Linked DNA regions of Homo sapiens: region 1 is linked to region 2. A link is a contact called in ENCODE Hi-C or POLR2A ChIA-PET data. All regions are on one chromosome and are shown on one strand. Each heading gives the region's core, a stretch centred on a gene start or an enhancer-like site at or near the end of the contact. The rest is flanking DNA. Distances are from core to core; before and after follow the strand shown. Region 1 has its middle 62 kb from the start of CT70. Region 2 holds the start of PGAP4 (post-GPI attachment to proteins GalNAc transferase 4).

The links. A loop is a pair of places that touch in the nucleus more often than their neighbours do. ChIA-PET counts read pairs that join two places held with the same protein, here RNA polymerase II (POLR2A).
Region 1: a map of IMR-90 shows a loop between it and region 2 (12-fold over the local background). The contact joins the enhancer-like site here to the promoter of PGAP4 in region 2. A Hi-C loop is called at or near these places in 2 of 168 maps with a recorded cell type or tissue (IMR-90 and vagina). POLR2A ChIA-PET finds 5 or more read pairs at or near these places in 1 of 52 experiments (BJ).

What each region holds. Positions count from the first base shown.
Region 1 is chr9:105,050,870-105,056,180 of GRCh38, forward strand. No RefSeq gene overlaps it. Among named protein-coding and RNA genes, the nearest start is that of CT70, 62 kb to the left of the region's middle. RefSeq lists enhancers at 1,700-2,899, 2,366-2,625. Within about 2 kb of position 3,867, at least 6 of the 41 ENCODE cell types and tissues checked have a DNase peak (open chromatin) inside an H3K27ac peak, as active enhancers do; they include IMR-90, where a contact is called at or near this core.
Region 2 is chr9:101,483,882-101,489,500 of GRCh38, forward strand. It overlaps PGAP4 (post-GPI attachment to proteins GalNAc transferase 4), which reads right to left and starts at 3,292. Exons shown (of 2, transcript NM_032342.3): 1 at 3,068-3,292.

The DNA of each region.
Region 1 (5,311 bases), core at 2,617-5,116, 3.6 Mb after region 2:
TCTCTAGTGTTTGATCCCTCTTTCCATCCCCTCTGCCCTGGTTTAGGTCCTTAACTGTTCTCACCTGGACTGCTGAAACAGTCACCTAACTGGCTTCCCACCTCTAATTTGATTCCTCGGGTTGTTCTATGAATGATGTTTGTGAAGCACAAGCCTGATTGTGTCACTCCGCTTCTTAGGGGTTTGATGGGTCCCATTGCTGTCCCAATTCTGTCCCATTGCTCACAGGATAAGATGCAAAGTCTTTTATTACCTGACGGTGCTCACCTTTCCAGCTTCATCTCCTGCCACATCCTTTATACACCCTTGTGTAGAGAGCACACACCCTAGTCACAGTGAACTTCACAGAATCCATGATGACATTTTTTGTTTACATGGTTTTTCTTCTGTTCCTTTTGCTAAGAGTGCCTGCCCCATCTCTACCTGGTGAAATCCTTCCCTCATTGACGGCCAGCTTGAGAGTCATCTCCTCTTGGAAGCTTACAAAATTCCTCTAAAGAGAGTTTGAGGTTCCTTCTTCCCGTGTACTTACAGCATTTTGCATCTAGGTCTCCAGTAACCCATCTTGCTGTGTACTTCTGGCTTGATTCCATGGATGTTCCCTCTCTAGATAGCGAGTGTCTTAGGGGCACGGGTCTAATTTCAGTGCTCACTGAACTCTTGCTGTCTGGCGGAAGGCTGAAGGTTGGAGTGATAACCAAATGGGAAACAACTTGGATTTGATCTGGCCTCCTTTCATTGACTATTCTGGTGTTAAGATAGAGGCTTTTGAAATTTGACATCTCAAACTATTCCTTTTATGCAAACACAAAATCCATTACCTTAACATTTTAGGGAAATGGTTGTGTCGACAATAATTTTTTTTTTTTTTTTTGAGACAGAGTTTCACTCTTGTTGCCCAGGCTGGAATGCAGTGGCGCGATCTCAGCTCACCACAACCTCCACCTCCTGGGTTCAAGCGATTCTCCTGCCTGACTCCTGAGTAGCTGGGATTACAGGCATGTGCCACCACACCCAGCTAATTTTTTGTATTTTTAGTAGAGATGGGGTTTCTCCATGTTGGTCAGGCTGGTCTCAAACTCCCGACCTCAGGTGATACGCCAACCTTGGCCTCCCACAGTGCTAGGATTACAGGCTTGAGCCACCATGCGCGGCCAACAATATTTTTAATACTTCATTGTATCAGCAGCTGGATATGCACCCGTTACCAGGAAGCAACCTACGTAAGAAGCCCTAGAGAGTGCTTTGAGTTCTGAGAGTAAGAGCTTCCTTTGCAGATGGGTGGGGCTAGGATGATTAGAATTAAGATTGTTTTTGTCTTAATGCTGCCTTAATGCACAGGACCCACACTGGATCTACACTGGATCCACACTGGATATACGGGATCCACGGAAGCAGTGATGATTGCTGGTTTTGTTCATAGATATATCCTGAGTGCCTAGCCTGGTGCATAGTAGGTCAATAGTAAAGACTTTTCGAATGAGTGAATGAAAACAGGGCTGGAATTCAAGATTGAGACTGTCCCTAAATTCATTGACCTCAAAATAATTTTACATCCACTGAAATAGGAAAAGAATTTCCTAGGCTAGAAGGAACTAAAGAAGAGTGATGAGGGTTGTTGTCATAGCTCGGCTGGTCACGGAAGGCCGGGCTAAAGAGGGGAACGTTTGCACAGAGACGTGAATGATGAACATGAGGAAGGAGCCATGAGTATCTCAGGGAAGAGCATCTAGCTTCCCCTCCTGACCACACACATACACCAATCCCCGCCCTAGCAGCTAAATTATTAAAATACAAAAAATGTGTCTTATTCTCACTTCTACAGTACCCCTTGGAGGTTTGCTTTAATTTCTGACATAATTTATACGTCAGGAAAAGACTGATGCTCCTCTAGTTAGGTTGGGTCAAAATCCCCAGTCGATGCCCTGTGGCAGTTCAAAGGCCCCTGCTGAGACTCCATGGCTTTCCAGGAGCTCACAACATTCCAAGGGTCACTTTCCGATCTATGTCTTACTTCCACACACCTGAGGTCTCCACGTTGATCCTGGATCTATGTCTTACTTCCACACACCTGCGGTCTTCAAGTTGACCTAGGTGTACAGGAACCCTTCTGAATATTATAAAATTAATCAGAGAAGAAGGGAGAAGGAGAAACTAAAATAAACCAAGCTTGCTGCATGTTCAGCATTAATCATTAGGTAGCTTGCTCTCCGACCTGCTTCACCATATTTAATAATTGTTTGTTGCCTACTGTCCTAGAATCAAGTAAGACTCTGTTACAAGATGATAGTTCTGTTAACTGCTCTGTAGATAACAACTTGAACATAATGAAACATTAAGTTTTCCCTTTGAGATATTCTTTCAGGTCCTGTATAACAGTGGAACTACTGATATCAGTTGCTCTGAAGGACCCCACTGACTCAGCTGAGCAGAGGAACACCACGAGCAGCTGACTCACCAAAGAAGGTGATTTCCACATTGTGATGATTTCATCACCCTTGCCCTGACCAATCAATTACCCCAATTTTTAAGTCCCTTGCTCACCACAATCCCCCTAAAAATCCCAGCCCAGGCTGGGCTCAGTGGCTCACGCCTGTAATCCCAGTACTTTGAGAGACCGAGGCGAGCAGATCATTTGAGGTCAGGAGTTCAAGACCAGCTTGGCCAACATGGTGAAATGCTGTGTCTACTAAAAATTTGAAAATTAGCCAGGAGTCATAGCAGGCACCTGTAATCCCAGCTACTCCAGAGGCTAAGGCAGGAGAATCACTTGAACCTGGGAGGCAGAGGCTGCAGTGAGCCTAGATTGCGCCACCGCACTCCAGCTTCGGTTACAGAGTGAGACTCTGTCTCAAAACAAAAAAAAAATCCCAGCCCAGAACTCCTTGGGGGTATGGATTTGAGGGCCTCCTCCCATCTCCTCACTCAGATCCCTGCAATCATTGAACTCTTTCTGTGCTGCAAACCCTGCTGTCTCAGTATAATTGGTCTGTTACTGCACAGTGGGCATATGAATCTGTTGGTCCCATAAATGATTTTGGTGAGCCTAACCTAGAGCCCCTTGTGAGCATCTGCCCATGGCTCAGTGCCCCTTTGTCCTTGGGACAGACCTGGAGACAAGTCCAAGCAGTTGCTTGGTTCCATTGAACTGGGGGCTGTCTCCAGTGCCTTGCTTGTCAATGGGACAGTGGTGACCTTCAGTGCATAAATAGCTTGCAGCAAAGAAATAGTTTCTGGTTTTGAAAGACATCTTTGGTAAGTTTTCTCTGTGCAGCCAGCACCTCTTCCCCCTTTCCTAGTTTGCTGGCCTCCTCAGAGGTCTTTTGACCTTTCTGAGGTTTCGTTGACCCTCCCTGGCAACAGGAAGGGCCTTCTTTGAGGGGATTTACCCTAAATTGGAAGGAGAATAAAGGGCACTGCTTGGGAGAGATACTCTTGATTTCTGAAAGTTGGAACTTGGTTTTGGAGGGCCTTTTGTTTGTCTTTGTCTAGTTATGTATGTTATGTTTATGAAAAGGATTTCAGAAGGAATTTCTAGCAGGTGACCTAACTCAGGTGACCATCCACTTCCCCATTTTGCCCAGAGACCACCACAGCAAGATCTACTCATTTCTCCCGATTTTGAGTAGAGCAAGGGCTCTGGAGGCCAACAGACGCAAGTTTGAATCTTGCCGGGTCAAACTTAGGCACTGAGTGATGTGACTAGTGTCTGTGTTTTGTTGATTGTACATTGCCTTGGCTGGAATGGGAAACATTGATTTCAACATGTTAATTCCAAGCAGTCCATTGGGCTGCATCCTGCCGAGTTGGGAAGACAAGATACATCCTCATCAGGTCAGTGCAATGGGTAACTTTCCCATTAAAGGCAGGAGTCCTGTGAAAAACTATGGGAAAGGTCAAAGGCATGCCAGGTTTTCTAGAACTCCAGCTGGTTACATATTATGACTCATTCTTGTGCACATTTTTAAACTGATGAGCAAATAACAGCAAGGAAAATTCAGAGCTCACAACTGAGTTAAATGGAGTTAGTTAAAATGTACATTAAATATAGAGTCTTTTAAAGCTATCTTTTCTTTTCTGACTGCTTTGAATCTGTTGTTATTAAGCTACTGGTATTGAGATGAGACTCACTGTTTATGGTATTACTAATTCAAAACTACTTGGAGATTTTGTTTTTCTTATACAATTCAGCCAGTGCTACCTAAAATGTAAACATTGAAAACTCATTTAAAACTGAAAAAAAGGGGGGATCACCTGAAGTCGGGAGTTCGAGACCAGCCTGGCCAACATGGTGAAACCCTGTCTCTACTAAAAATACAAAAAATTAGCCAGGCGTGGTGGCCCACATCTGTAATCCCAGCTACTGGGGAGGCTGAGGCACGAGAATCACTTGAACCAAGGAGGCGGAGATTGCAGTGAGCCAAGATCGTGCCACGGCACTCCAGCCTAGGTGACAGAGTGAGACTCTGTCTCAAAAAAAAAAAAAAGAATTTTCTACAAGATTAAGCTGGGTATAATGAAAAGAAAATTATTTATAATAGCCTTTATAATTTTGGTCCCCTGGCCAGGCACAGTGGCTGACGCCTGTAATCCTAGCACTTTGGGAGGCTAAGACAGATGGATCACTCAAGGCCAGCAGTTCGAAATGAACCTGGCCAACACGGTGAACCCTGTCTCTACTAAAAATACAAAAATATTAGCTGGTTGTCGTGGCATGTGCCTGTAGGTCCAGCTCCTTGGGAGGCTGAGGCACGAGAATTGCTTGAACCCAGAAGGTGGAGGTTGCAGTGAGCCGAGATCATGCCACTGCACTCCAGCCTGTGCGACATAGCAAGACTCCGTCTCACTAAATATATATATATATATATATATATATATATATATATATATATATATATAGATAGATAGATAGTTTGATATCCTATATTAAAACAAGTTTTTCTTAAGGCATTGCTTTGCTCTTAATAAAATTTCGAAGGTTTTAATTTTTAATTCTATAACCTGTTTCTTTTTGAAAACTTCTCAGATTTCTATCTCACGATTTCAACTTCTGCTGAGGCTCACCGCTTTCAGCTTTTTCTCCCTTTGAGAAGGCATGAGATGATAACTCTCTCCTTCAACTTCTTTGTGAGCTCCAAAAACTTTTTTTCTCTGGTTCTAATTGCTGTTGTAACCTGATGCTAAAATGTTTATCTTGAAAGTCTAGAAAAGCAATGTCTTCCTCCAGTGTAACTTGATTCTCTACTCTTGGCTGTCCTTGATATGTCTGAATTGTTCCATGTAACCAGGAAACTTATCATGCTGTTACTAA
Region 2 (5,619 bases), core at 2,042-4,541:
TGCTTAGGTGGAAAGACTTGGTAATAGAGCTCCCTTTCTCCATAATTAATCTCTATATTTAACATCTGAATTTAATTTACTTCGAGGGAGTGTCACAGTTCAACAACTAGGCACTTTAATATAAATTGGTGCAATCTTTGGAGGAAATGTTGGGGTGTTGGGGCAGTATCTATAAAAATTTTATAAGTGCATCCCCTTTGACATAACGATCCTACTTCTAGGAATCTACTCTGCAGAAATGCCAACACATGCTACCAAAGATGGATAAGAAATGTTGAGTGCTGTTTTGTATGCAGTAGGAAGAAAAAGAGAAAGAGGGGCAGAGGAACAAAGGGAGAAAGGGAAGAAAGGAAGGAAGGAAGAAAAAGGAAAGAAGACAGAAAGAGAGAAGGAGAGAGTGAGGAAGAGGGTGGGAGGGTGGAAGGAAGAAAGGAAGAACTGCAGGCAAATGAAATGCCTAGCAAAGGGAACAGATTTTTAGAGAATCATAAAAGGGTATGCTGTGGAAATGTTAAGAAGAGAAAGGTTTAAATATGTTGACATAAAAGAAATCTTAGCTAGGTTTGTGCTTTGGACTGAATGTTTGTCCTCCTCCTGCCCAGCCAAAATTCGTGTTATAAATCCTAATCTCCAATATGATGGTATTTGGAGATGGGGTCTTTGGAAGGTAATCAGGTCATAAGGGTGCAGACCTCAGTAATGCATGTTCTTTATTAGTGTCCTTATAAGAAAAGACAGGAGAGATCACTTCTCTTCTCTGCTTTCTCACATGTAAACCGGAAAGAGAGCCCTCACCAAAACTTGACCATGCTGGCACCCTGATCTGGAACTTCCAGCTTTCAGAATTTTGAGAGATAAATGTGTCTGTTGTTTAAGCCACCTAGTCTTTGAGAATGTGTTACAGCAGCTCAAGTAGACTAAGACCAGAAGGGAGAAATGCAAACTATATCAGTGCAAATTACAGAAAAATGTACAGAGATATGACCATTTTATTTTTAATGTGGAGTATAATTTAGTGAAGGAGAAAAGAAGGGTATGGGGATGGCAATTTCCTGTTTTGATATCTACACTTCTGCAAAGATCATTACTTTTATAATCATAATTAAGCATTTGATTCAACACTGAGTCTTGTGTTAGACACTGGGAAGGTGAACATGACAGTCAGGGCACCTGTTAAGTCCATTTTTAAATTTGTGATTTAAGTTGCTATAGCTATAATAAATTAAATGATGTATATATATATCTGTTTGTGGATTTTGGCATCTATCTCTCTCTGCATTGTGGTGCCAGGGCCATGTTATTTTCATTATGAAAGCTTTATAACAGGTTTTAATATCTGACTAGGCAAATTCTCTCTCATTACCCAGGATGATAATTTTCTAGGCCTTTAAAAATTAATTTTATTGAGGTGCAGTTTACATACAGTACAATGCACCACTTAAATATATATATATTTCGATGAGTTTTGTCAAATTTATACGCCCATATAACCATCAAAATAAAAAATTGACCAAAGTATCCAAAAGATCATTTGGAATTAGAACTAGTAAAAATTAACAGAAAATACTCGCTATAGTGCAACACGTGACAAAGAATTACTACTTCAATGTGTAATACACATAAAGTGTTTAAAAGTCAGGAGGAGAAAGATACTCCAACTGAAAAATGGGCAGAAGAATTAACAATCAACTCACCTACAGAAATGCAAAAGGCTACTACACAGAGGAAAAAGTGTTAATTCCCATGGGTAATCAAAGACATGCAAATTAAGACAAGATACCATTTTTTGGTCCACGCTTTTGATTTAAAACTTCAAATGTGTATACATAGAGAAAATTTTAAGATATGCAGAAAATCTAAACCATCTAGAAGTTGAAGTTTTAAGTTATTTTTATTTTGCTTCTCCTTTGGATTTTTGTTTACTGGATGTTTTCTAATATGTGTATCCTTACAACATTCTAATAATTCTAATAATGTTGATTTTCTCTTCTCACCTCATAAAGTACCTAGTGCAGTGCATTCTAGAAATTCACCCCTAAAAAAAAAAGCTATTTCCCCTATAGAAGGAGAAACACACACATGCACGCGCACACACACCCGCATGTGTTGCTAATGGTCCGCATGGTGAGATCATCATTGGAGCCGCCCTGCGGTCCCCCGGAGAGAGCCTGGGCCGAGCAGAGGATGCGGGTCACAACGACCCTGCAGGAGCTCACGCCCCAAGACACCGCGAGCGCAGTGCGACACTAGCGACGCCGGAGCCAAGGGCCAGAAAGAGGGCGAGACACACCCAGGTGGATCTAATTAACCCTCCCTCTTGGAAAAAGAATGGGGGACGATGTCCAGGGCCCTGGATCTAGTGTCTGTCGCTGACCTTGGGCAGTCCCTGCCACGCTTGAGCCTCAGTTTCCCACCCGTAGGCCGAGCTGACCGTCTCCATCGCTGCGCTCCTTCCCTTCTGCTGGTTTTTCCTGGTCCTGGGAGGGACGCCTTCCTCTGCCCAGTCGCCCTCCCCCAGCCCTTGGCTGCGAGGTCGCCCGCAGAAACCCAACACTGCTGCCGCGCTCTCGGCGCGCCCGGCGAACCTAAGGTGTGGACGCGCCGCGAGGGTCCCCTGCTTGCGGGCGGCCATTAGGCGCCAGGCCCCTTGGCGCTTCGGCCCTGCTAGGCTCGGCGAGGGTCTTACCCAGACTGGCACGCGCCCCGCTCGCGTCCTTCTATTGACCTGTCAGCGCAGCTGGCGCAGGCAAGGGCCAGGGAGGCGCCCCCGAGACACTCAACCATCCCCGCACTGATGCGGGCCCCTGCTGCCCTGGGGACCCCTGCGGGGTCCTCGCAATCCTCCGGCAGGAAGCGGTCGGAGCTGCGGGCAGGGCCGCTAGGCAACCCGCCTGCCCGAGGCGCACTGCCCGGGGCACAGGCCCTCTGCGATGACTCTCCCCAACCCCCAGCTGCCCTGCTTGTGCCAGCTGTGGCCACCCCTAATCCTTGTCCCCTCGCTCTAGTGTCCAGGGCTCCGACCACCGCGCCAGAAGGGCTGGGCAGATCGTGCGCAACAGAAACCTACCCGGTTGGGGCGACCAGCTCGGTCCCCTGCGCGCGCCGAGGGCCGCCTCTGGTATTGCCCAGGCTGGCTAGCTCATCCCGGTGGAGGCGCCATCTCCGGGGCCCGGAAGGAGCGGGCGCAGCGCGGTTTGGGTGTGCGCCGGAGCCTCACCTCCTCCCGCCTCGCAGCTCAGGCGCAGGGCTCCCCTTGCTCAGGCGGGCCATGTGACCCGCGAGCTGCGGAGAGACCGCGGCCCCCAAAGCGGCTTGGGGAAAAAGGACGGCAAAAGGCGCCAACTGATGGGCAGCCAGGGAAAAGCAGGAGTCGCCCCCAAGTCACGCAAACAGGAAGCCTGTTTCTTTTGTGAGGGGACTAGAAGCCAGCATTATATTTCATCAGGTGTGTACATAGAGACTTATTCACACCAATGGAACGATATCTCTCAATGCGTGTAAACGCTTCATGAGAAAGCTGTTACTTTGGGTCTTGAATGTTTTTCAGTCTTCCCCAAACCCTCAATTTAAACACAAACGGCCACGAGAGACATAACGCCTGAGGTATGAGAAAGTATGCACATTGATTGAGAACAATCCCGGCAAAGCAAATAGGAAAAAGATACGGAATGATCCGAGGGAGGAAAAATGTGGGGGTCAAAAGAAAAGTAACAGCCTCCTACATTCCACCTTGGACTTTCCCTTCTGAATGGGTTTTCAGCACACAATTGTACGGCCTTACTCAGTGCTTCTAATCCTAGGTTTGCCTGTCTAGGCCACAGGTTAGCAACTACAGTTTGCTGCCTGTTCTTGTACAGCCCACAAGCTAAGAATGTTTTTTGCAATATTTCATGGTTAAAAATGGAAGAATATTTCAGGGCTACGAAAATTATATGAATTCAAAATTTGATGATCGTAAACAAAGTTTTACTGCAACATAGTCATCATTTACATATTGTCTATGGCTGCTACCATGAAAGAACAGCAGAGTTGGATAGTTGTGACAGAGACCTTATGACCCACAAAACCTAAAATATTTACTGCCTGATTTGCCAACACCTGCTCTAAAAGGTCTGTTCAGTGGTCACAAGATAAAGCATTAAAGCCAGTAAATGCTCATATGATTTCTTCTTGTGTAAGTAAAATTGATACTAGATATTAACTTCCTTTAGAACCTTACAAACACCCACCTGAGCCCCCATTCATCATCTACTCTTTCAGCCAGCATTTACTGAAGAATGGTTCTGACATACTGCCATCACTATAGATGACAATGAAGTAAGAATGAGGTGTGGATCCTTCACTCAAGGAATTTGTCATTAGGAATGCTGGAAAACCTATATCTGAGGCTGGAAAGTATGAGAGCTGGATATAGCACAGAAAGGGAGCTTGGGAAGGTAGTTTCATTTCCTGGGAGAAAAAATGGGAGTCTGATATTCCGAAATTGGAGGATTGTAACCAACACAAGTTGAATTCAGTTCACTGTCATTGGCTCAGTGCTGGGGTCTAATCTATTTACTGGCTATGACAAATTAACTCCTCTGTGCCTCAATGTTCTCATCTATATATTGGGGACAGTGATATTTCCCTCATAGGTTTGTTGAGAGGTTTACATGAGATAATGTATATAAAGTGCTTAGCATTCTACCTGTCAAAATATCTAGCTTTCTATAAATGGTTGGTAGTTATTCACTTGTTTAACAAAAATTCATTGAGTACCTATTATGATGTTCCAGGCAATGTCTGTGCTGTCCAATCTCATGGTCACTAGTCACATGTAACTACTTACATTTTAATTAATTAAAATTAAATAAAATGTAATAATCAGTCCCTCAGTAGCACTAGCCACATTTGAAATGCTCAGTACCTACATGTGGTTAGTGCTACTGTATTAGATAGTACAGCTATAGAACATCCCATCATCACAGAAAGTTCTATGAGATAGTGCTTTTCTAGAGAGTAAGGATTCAGCTATGAACAAAACCAAGTCTCTGCCTTTAGGGAGCTTACATTTGGGTGGACAATAGATAATAAGCAAATAAATGCATACTATATCAGGTATTGATAAATATTTTAAATAGTAAGATCAAACACTTCCCTAGTACTTTCTATGGCTGTTACTGTCCTGAGTGCTTTTTACTAACTCTTAATCACTCCAACAACCCCATGAGACAGGTAAGCTAAGTAACTTACCCAAACTGCTAGAAAGAGGAAAAGCCAAAATCCAAACTGATGAAATCCGGCTTCAGAGTCCATTCTCTTAATCAACATGCTATATTTCTTCTCAAAGCAAAGCAAAAATAGAAAAAAAAGAAGAATAATAAAATAAGAGGTTAGACACTAGTAGTGGGTACTATTACAATTATTATAGTAAACATCTTAACCTCTATGCAAGTAGGGTATTTCATTGGTTAGGCTTTGGCCAGAAATAACACACTACAACAGGATAATGAAAAAAATCTATTTTCAAAGGTGTGGGTGAAATTAAAGAAAACCAATAAGGCATAGTGCAGTGCATACCCTAGGGCTTGATACCAAGGAACTATTACTTATCCTAGGCCTGATGAGCAAAGTAAGGAA